Regions from separate parts of the Homo sapiens genome. Here region 1 is linked to region 2. Evidence: read pairs that join two places in POLR2A ChIA-PET (ENCODE). Cell type or tissue: PC-9. All regions are shown on one strand.

Evidence for each region. Peaks named below come from ENCODE experiments on the same cell type or tissue, not always from the same donor. Only the 100,000 strongest peaks of a DNase experiment are listed, where the experiment ranks them.
Region 1: POLR2A ChIA-PET joins it to region 2 with 5 read pairs; 11 of 35 experiments call an interaction of 5 or more read pairs at or near these places.

What each region holds. Positions count from the first base shown.
Region 1 is chr3:195,531,318-195,535,317 of GRCh38, forward strand. All of the region lies in intron 1 of PPP1R2 (protein phosphatase 1 regulatory inhibitor subunit 2), which reads right to left. Among named protein-coding and RNA genes, the nearest start is that of PPP1R2, 10 kb to the right of the region's middle. In PC-9, no CTCF peak of the experiment used is centred here; no DNase peak of the experiment used is centred here.
Region 2 is chr3:195,581,349-195,585,348 of GRCh38, forward strand. APOD (apolipoprotein D) reads right to left here and starts at 2,592. Exons shown (of 5, transcript NM_001647.4): 1 at 2,530-2,592. RefSeq lists an enhancer at 2,043-2,212. In PC-9, no CTCF peak of the experiment used is centred here; a DNase peak (open chromatin) is centred at 1,813.

The sequences.
Region 1 (4,000 bases), 50 kb before region 2:
CTTAAAAAGAATCAATGTAAATGTTACACTGATTTAAATAATGCTTTCCACATTTGGTCTAAATTGTTAAGGTTTTACTGCAGGTATTTTCAATTTCCCAGATCCTGAAATACCCTTTAAGAATAACATACTCAACATTTTAATAACATATTCCCTTTTCCATACTCTCAAAATGGTTTGATGAGTTACCTTAAAAATTATACAGGCCTACTCTTGCAGGTGACTTCGTATTCTTTTGCTTTCTACCCTAATATACCCACAGTGTCCCCATTTCGGACTAAGCACTTTTTTTCTTCATTTTTTAAAATTGTGGTAAAACATACATAAAATTCACCATTTTAACCTTTTTGTTTTTTGGTTAATCTTCCCTGTATCATTCCAATTTTAGTGCACGTGCTCCTGAAGTAAGCACTAGCCATTACGAAGTGTACAATTCTATGGCATTAAGAACATCACATCATTGTGCAAGCATCACCACCATTCATCTCCAGAACTTTTTCATCTTCCCCAACTGAAACTGTACTCATTAAGTACTAACTCCCCACTCTCCCCAGCCCCTAGACCTGGCAACCACCATTCTACTTCTATCTCTAGAAATGTGACCACTCTAGGTACCTCGCAGAAGCGAAATCATGAAGTATTTGTCCTTTTGTGACTGGCGTATCTCACTAAGCATAATGTCTTCAAGGTTCATTCATATTGTAGCATGTGTCAGAATGTCTCTCTTTTTTTAAGAGACTGGGTCTCTGTCACCCCAGGCTAGAGTAAAGTGGCATGATCATAGTTCACTGCAGTCTCGAACTCCTGGACTCAAGTGATCCTCCTGCCTCAGCCTCCTGACTAGGTGGGACCACAGGTACGCACCACCATGCCCAGCTAATTTTTCTTTTTCTTTTTCTTTTTTTTTTTTTTTTTTTACAGGTGGAGTCTTGCTATGTTGTCAGGCTGGTATCAAACTCCTGGCCTCAAGCAATTCCCCTGCCTCAGCCTCCCAAAGTACTGGAATTACAGGTATGAGCCACCACACCTGGCCATAATCAAATTAATATGTCCTTAGTATTTGAAAAAAGTCACCTGCCAGGAGTGGGACTGTGTAATTTTTAAGGGAACTCATCACACTCTTCTGGGACTGAACTAGACTGGGTAAACAGAGCTTGCTTTAACAATACCGATGTCTTCAGATGCCTAGGCTTCTGCCTGTCACATAGTTGAGCTTGTGGCAGAAAACAAAAAACAAATTTAACCGGGAGACAGACACTGAAGGTTCAAGTTTCAGTTACCCTTTACTATAGAGAAGCCAAAAAAAAATCTTCTCTTGGACTCTATTTATAGTTGACCCTTGAATATTATGAGTTTGAACTGTGTGGGTCCACTTATATGCGGATTTTTTTTCAACAAATCTACTGGAAATTTTTTTGGAGGCTTGTGACAATTTGAAGAAACTCAGATAAACCACATAGCCCAGAAATATTTAAAAAAACCTTAAAAGTTAGTTATGTCATAAGTGCATTATACATAGAGAATAGTCTACTTTATCATTTACTACCATAAAATATTCACAAGCCTAGTTAAAATGTAACGTTAAAATTTATCAAAACATGCACATACAACACATGGTGTTGGATCTGCAGTTGGATCATAACTGCATAAAATTAACTACAGTACATACTATTCTATGTCACAGTTTCACAGCTATCTCTTGTTGCTACTGCAGTCTCCTCAAGTGTTGCAAGTTTGCTTAAAATGCTCTATGATGCGGCCAGGCACGTCTGTAATCCCAGCACTTTGGGAGGCTGAGGCAGGTGGATCACTTGAGGTTAGGCGCTCGAGACCAGCCTAGCCAACATGGTGAAACCCCGTCTCTACCAAAAATACAAAAAAATTAGGCATGGTGGCTTGCGCTTGTAGTCCTAGCTACTCAGGAGGCTGATGCAGAAGAATCACTTGAACCCGGGAGGCAGGGGTTGCAGTGAGCAGAGATCATGCCACTGCACTCCAGCCTGGGCAACAGAGTAAGACTCTGCCTCAGGAAAAAAAAAAAAAAAAGCTCTATGATGCTAGTTGTTTCAGTGTGAGTAGTTTGTTGCTCCAGTAAATTGCCTGTTGCAATAAAAAGTGATCTGTCTTGGTTTTTGAGTATTTTTTATCCTATTTAGTGCAATATTGTAAACCTTGAGTAACACCATGGGAGTCATACAAAATGCCACTAGAGATGCTGGAAGCATTCCCAAGAAGCAAAGTTGTGACATTACAAGAAAAAGTAGAACGCTTGATGAGTACCTTAGATGGAGCTCTGCAACTGCGGCTGCCCATCATTTAAACATGAATCCACCATAAAGACCATTGTAAAAATAAAATCAAATAAAAGGAAATTCACAAAGCTGTCACTGCAGTAGCGATACCAGCATGAAAACCTTGCATATTTTGTGAAGTGCCTTTTGTATTGCCGATGCATCTTTTATGTGAGTGCAGGATTGTACAAGACTATAGACTCTAATATGATTTGAGAAAAAATGATGTCACTATATGATAACTTAAAGCAAAAAGAAGGTGAAGAATCTAAAGTTGGAGAATTTAATGCGAGCAAACAATGGTTTGATAATTTTAGAAAGAGGTTTGGCTTTAAAATTACAAGATAACAGAGAAGCAGCTTCTGCCAACCAACAGGCTGCAGACGAGTTCCCAGAGGCCATTAAGAAAATCACTAATGAGAAAGGGCCAGGTGCAATGGCTCACACCTGTAATCCCACACTTTGGGAGGCTGAGGCAGGAGGATCTCTTGAGCCCAGGAGTTTGAGAACAGCTTGGGCAACCATAGTGAGACACTATCTCTACAAAAAATTTTTAAAATTAGCCAGGCATGATGGCACACACACACCTGCAGTCCCAGCTACTTGGGGGTGGCCTGAAGTGGGAGGATCACCTGAGCCCAGGAGGTCAAGGCTGCAGTGAGCCATCTGCAATCGAGCCACTGTAATCCAGCCTGGGTGGCAAAGTGAGACTGTCCAGAAAAAGAAAAAATTATTAAGGAGAAAGGACATCTGATCTGCCTGTACAGGTTTTTAATGAGAATAAAAGTGCCTGATTCTGGGGAAAAAAATGCCACAAAGGACATTTATTTATAAGAAAAGAGAAGCAAGCATCAGGATTTAAGGCAGGAAGGGACAGGCTAACTCTACTGTCTTGTGCCAATGCAGTAGGGTTTATGATCAGAACTGTCCTTAACTATAAAGCTGCTAACCCCGGAGCCTTGAAGGGAAAAGATAAACACCAGCTGCCAGTCTTGTGGTTGTAGAAGGTCTGGACAACGAGAACCCTCCTGGTTCCGTCCATGTTCTGTCCCCAGGGTAAGGAAGTACCTTGCCAATACAGAACTGCTTTTAAAAAAAAAAGAGAGATAGGGCATTACTCCATCGCCCAGGCTGGAGTGCAGTGGCACAATCATAGCTCACTGCAGCCTCGAACTCCTGGGCTTAAGTGATGTGACTGTGTCAGCCACCTGAGCAGCTAGGGCTGCAGGCTCAAGCCACGTGCCTGGCAGTAAAGTACCTTTTAAAGTTGTTTTGATTCTGGACAATGTCTCTCTTTGGCCACCTATGAACCCTATGAGTTCAACCCTATAAAGGTGTCAAGGTGGTTTACTCGTCCTCAAACACAACATCTCCAATTTAACCTCTAGATCGGGGGTCACAGAGGACCTTTAAGATTCAGCACACATGGCACTCTACGCAGTGGTCCCCAACCTTTTTAGCACCAGTGAGCGGTTTCGGGAAAGACAACTTTTGCGTGGTGTGGGGTCGGGTGGGAAGGTTTCAGGATGAAACTGTTCCACCTCAGATCATCAGGCATTAGACTCTCATAAGGAGTGGGCGACCTAGAGCCCGCGCATGCACAGTTCACAATAGGGTTCACACTCCTATGAGAATCTAATGTCACCATTGATCTGACAGGAGGTGGAGCTCAGGCACCTGCCACGTGGCCTGGGGTGTGGGGATCCTTG
Region 2 (4,000 bases):
GATGAATTTATAGAAATGCAGCCTAAACCCACACAAATTTGCATCCATTTTAAAGAGATCTTGAATTCTACTTAGTAGGCCCAAGCTGAAAGCCTGGCCCAGAGGATCAAACCTCAAAGACTGGCCACACACTATGCACATTCCACAAGGTCCCCACACTGGATAGGACCTTAGAGGTCATCTTTCTAGCTCTACTTCCAAGGTGTACAGATGGGGAAGCTGGGGCCTGGAAGGGGCAGAGAGCTGGGACTCGAGCTCCATCTCCCCCTCTCCTGTCTGCAGCACCCCGAATCTGCTTCTTCTGTGCACCGCCATAGGGCCTTTCAATAACCCCCCACCTCTGTGACCTGATGAGTCTCACCACCACATGACACTGCAACAAAAGTCAGTTCTACATCTTACTCTGACAAAATGCTCTCTTGTGAGCTGAAACAGATTCTTTACCTCAGTAGGAGGATTTCAGAACAACCCCTTTGACTGACCCTCTTCCAAAGATGCCTCTTGGTTACATTAGTTTTATTCCTGTGGTTAAAACTCCTTGTGATGCCAGGTGCGGTGGCTCAAGCCTGTAATCCCATGGGAGGCCGAGGCAGGTGGAGCACCTGAGGTTGGGAGTTCAAGACCAGCCTGACCAACATGGAGAAACCCTATCTCTACTAAAAATAAAAAAATTAGCTGGGCATGGTGGTGCATGCCTGTAATCCCATGCTGCCTGTAATTACATGCATGCCTGTAATCGGGAGGCTGAGGCAGGAGAATTGCTTGAACCCGGGAGGTGGAGGTTGTGGTGAGCTGAGATTGCATCATTGCACTCCAGCCTGGGCAACAAGAGCAAAACTCCGTCTCAAAACAAGCAAACAAACAACAACAACAAAAAAACTCCTTGTGAGAGAAAGGGCGGACAGCATCCATTATAGTTTTCAATGTCCTTTCATTCTAATTTACTCATTACTTATTGAGCATGTTATTAATGTGTACTTAAGACTTTGGGTAACATATGGATTATATACGACATATATTTTTGCATCTTCTTCTGATATCAATAGGAAGATTGTTCTTATGAGGAGTTTAAATACTTTACAAAATAAGTATAATTTAAATATTATTTTTGGCCGGGCATGATGGCTAATGCCTGTAATCCCAACACTTTGGGAGGCCGAGGTGGGCAGATCACTTGAGGTTAGGAGTTTGAGACCAGCCTGGCCAACATGGCGAAACCCCGTCTCTACTAAAAATACAAAAAATTAGCCAGGTGTGGTGGCAAGTACCTGTAATCACAGCTACTCGGGAGGCTGATGCAGGATAATTGCTTGAACATGGGAGGCAGAGGTTGCAGTAAGCCAAGATCACACCATTGCACTCTAGCTTGGGCAACAGAGCAAAAACTCCATCTCAAAAAAACAAAACAAAAACAAACAAACAAAAAATACAAAAATTAGCTGGGCATGGTGGTGCAGTCCTGTAATCCCAGCTACTTGGGAGGCTGAGGCACAAGAATGGCTTGAACCTGGGAGGCGGAGGCTGTAGTGAGCCGAGATCGCGCCACTGCACTCCAGCCTGGGTGACAGAGTGAGACTCCGTCTCAAAAAAAAAAAAAAAGAAATATGATTTTTAACAGAATATGAGGTAATTAAAAAGCAATCCAACTAAGGTGACAGTGCATCCACCTTGGGCCTGGCACTAGCTGGAAATCACTGCTCCACTTGCATTAAGCTTACCCGTGGAGAAGCCCTGGTCCCAGGATTTTAAGGGTGCTATGCGCTCAGTCTCCACAGCACCTCCTCTGGAGGCGACCTCTGCTGACACTCTCTTCATACCAACGAGGTGAATTTGCCCGGGTTACTTCCTGGTAAACTACGAAGCCACAGTGTAAGCCTAGGCCTGGGGACAGGCTAGAATGTAAGCCTAGGTCTCCCACAAGCCCGCGCTCTTAGTGCCTGGGGACACAGCCCCTGACCTCAAAGATCTGCAGAACGTGAAGGACTAGATTTTGAAATTTCACCTCATAAAATAAAATAGGTTCCAATAAGTCATTAGGTCTCAAAGACTCATTTAGCCATTAAATATAACAAGACACGTATCTCCCAAACACAATATTTTATGCCATATTGTCAAATGCATTTTCTAGTCACACCATTAATTCCAGTTTCCAGATTATTTTACTGCGATGCACCGTTGGACAGCTTGCTGAGAATTCACCTAGGACGGTGTTTGTGCATGGAAACACCTCGTTGTCCAGTTTGGAGGGGTAAGCAAAAGACGCTGGGATGAGTTCACACTGGGTTTGGTTTTATCTTAGGCATGTTGCTAGTGTATCTGAACCTCAGCTTTATCACTGGAAAAATGGCTCTGATGATACCTACCTTGTACATTTGTTTGAGGAAAAATGAGAACAAGTCTAAAGCTACCGGCACAAGCTCTCAATCAGTGGTAGTTATATGTAGCTGAAATGGGGCAATGGAGAGTCTAGACTGTTTCTATTTTAGACATTATTATCATAAATGAAAAGCTTAAAACTACAGTACATACCTTTTCTTTCAAGATGAAGGCAGTTTCCAGATGCAGAATCAGCCGATTTGAGATGCCTGTCTTGGTGACTGGCCTCTCCCAAGCTATTTTATAAGCTTCTTCAGGTCTCTGATGTTTACTTTTCATGCATGCCACGCCCGCCGCCCCCATCCAGTCAGGAGGGTTGGCCTAAAAGCTTAGTCTGTATCGAAACACAAAGATGGGATGTTGTGTCCATCCTCCTCCCCCGATTTCCTTCACAGCTGCTCCCTGAAGAAGAAATGAGATATTGTTTTCGCGCGCGCGTGTGTGTGTGTGTGTGTGTGTGTGGGTATGTGTGCGAGAGAGAGAGAGAGTATGTGTGAGAGAAAGATAAAGTATATTTTCATCCAAAACATTTTTTTTTTTGCTATGTGGATTTTCTAATTTAATTTTTTTGGTCAGAATGCACTTTTAAGTTCCAGCAGGACGTGTTGCAACATGTTTTCAAACATCTGGTATTTATTTTTCATTTTTGTGTAAATGAAAAATCAACAAGCTCATTTCCTGAAGTGGAACATGGAGTTCCTGACTCCACTAATGGGAGTCAGGTAATGGCGCGAGGGTTATGAGTCAAAGCTGGCTTTCTCCAGGATCCTGGGCAGCCCCCTAACTTCTCTGAGCCACAGTCTCCTCGTTGTAAGTAGGGGCTGTCATTCTTTCTCCACCAGAGCCAGACGTGTAGGGGAGATACCAGTTCTCTAACAACTGGGGCTAAAAGTTGAGAATGCAGAAGACATCTTCTGTCGCTCTGTTCTCTGTCCCTTTTATGACCCTTGCAGCGAGAAGTTCAAGACAGTCTGTCACTGCTTGGGGGTGGGGGCCGGGGTGGTGGGGAGTGTGGACTTAAACCCAGGGGTGCTTTTGGTCCAGCCTTATCTCTCCTGGTGGAATGAACAACTTTGACTCTTGTGAGTGAGATTCTATGTCTTTGTGATAGGCAGGAGGTATGTTTAGAGACATTTAGATAAGGCAGTGCCTTCGTAGTAGACTTAGACTCCTAAATGAAATTCATTCTAAAATATGTAAGCAACAGAGATACATTTACAGCACTGAGTCTATAAACATGAAAACAACAACACAGATCCGTAACATCCCAAACGTTGTGAGCGCTTTCTTTAAGATGTTCTTTGCCTTTTCAGAAACATAAGAAATTCCTACTACCACCCAGGGCCTGCCTCTCGCTGACCTCCTGTGCTGCCCTCCCCTAAGAGCTCTGTGTAGCTCCCTTCCCCACTCCAGGTCCCTGATCAGATGACACTTTTCCCTAAAAAGCTTCCTGACCTTTCAAAAATAGCACTCTTGTCACTGTCCCTTTCCCTGCTTCATTATATCTTTACCTGAAATTCTCTCCTTTATTTATACATTATCCTGCTTAGTATGTTTTCCCCAGGAGGATAGGAGCTTGAGGCGTGCCAGGAGTTTGTCTCTTTGACTCTGTGTTGTGCCCCAG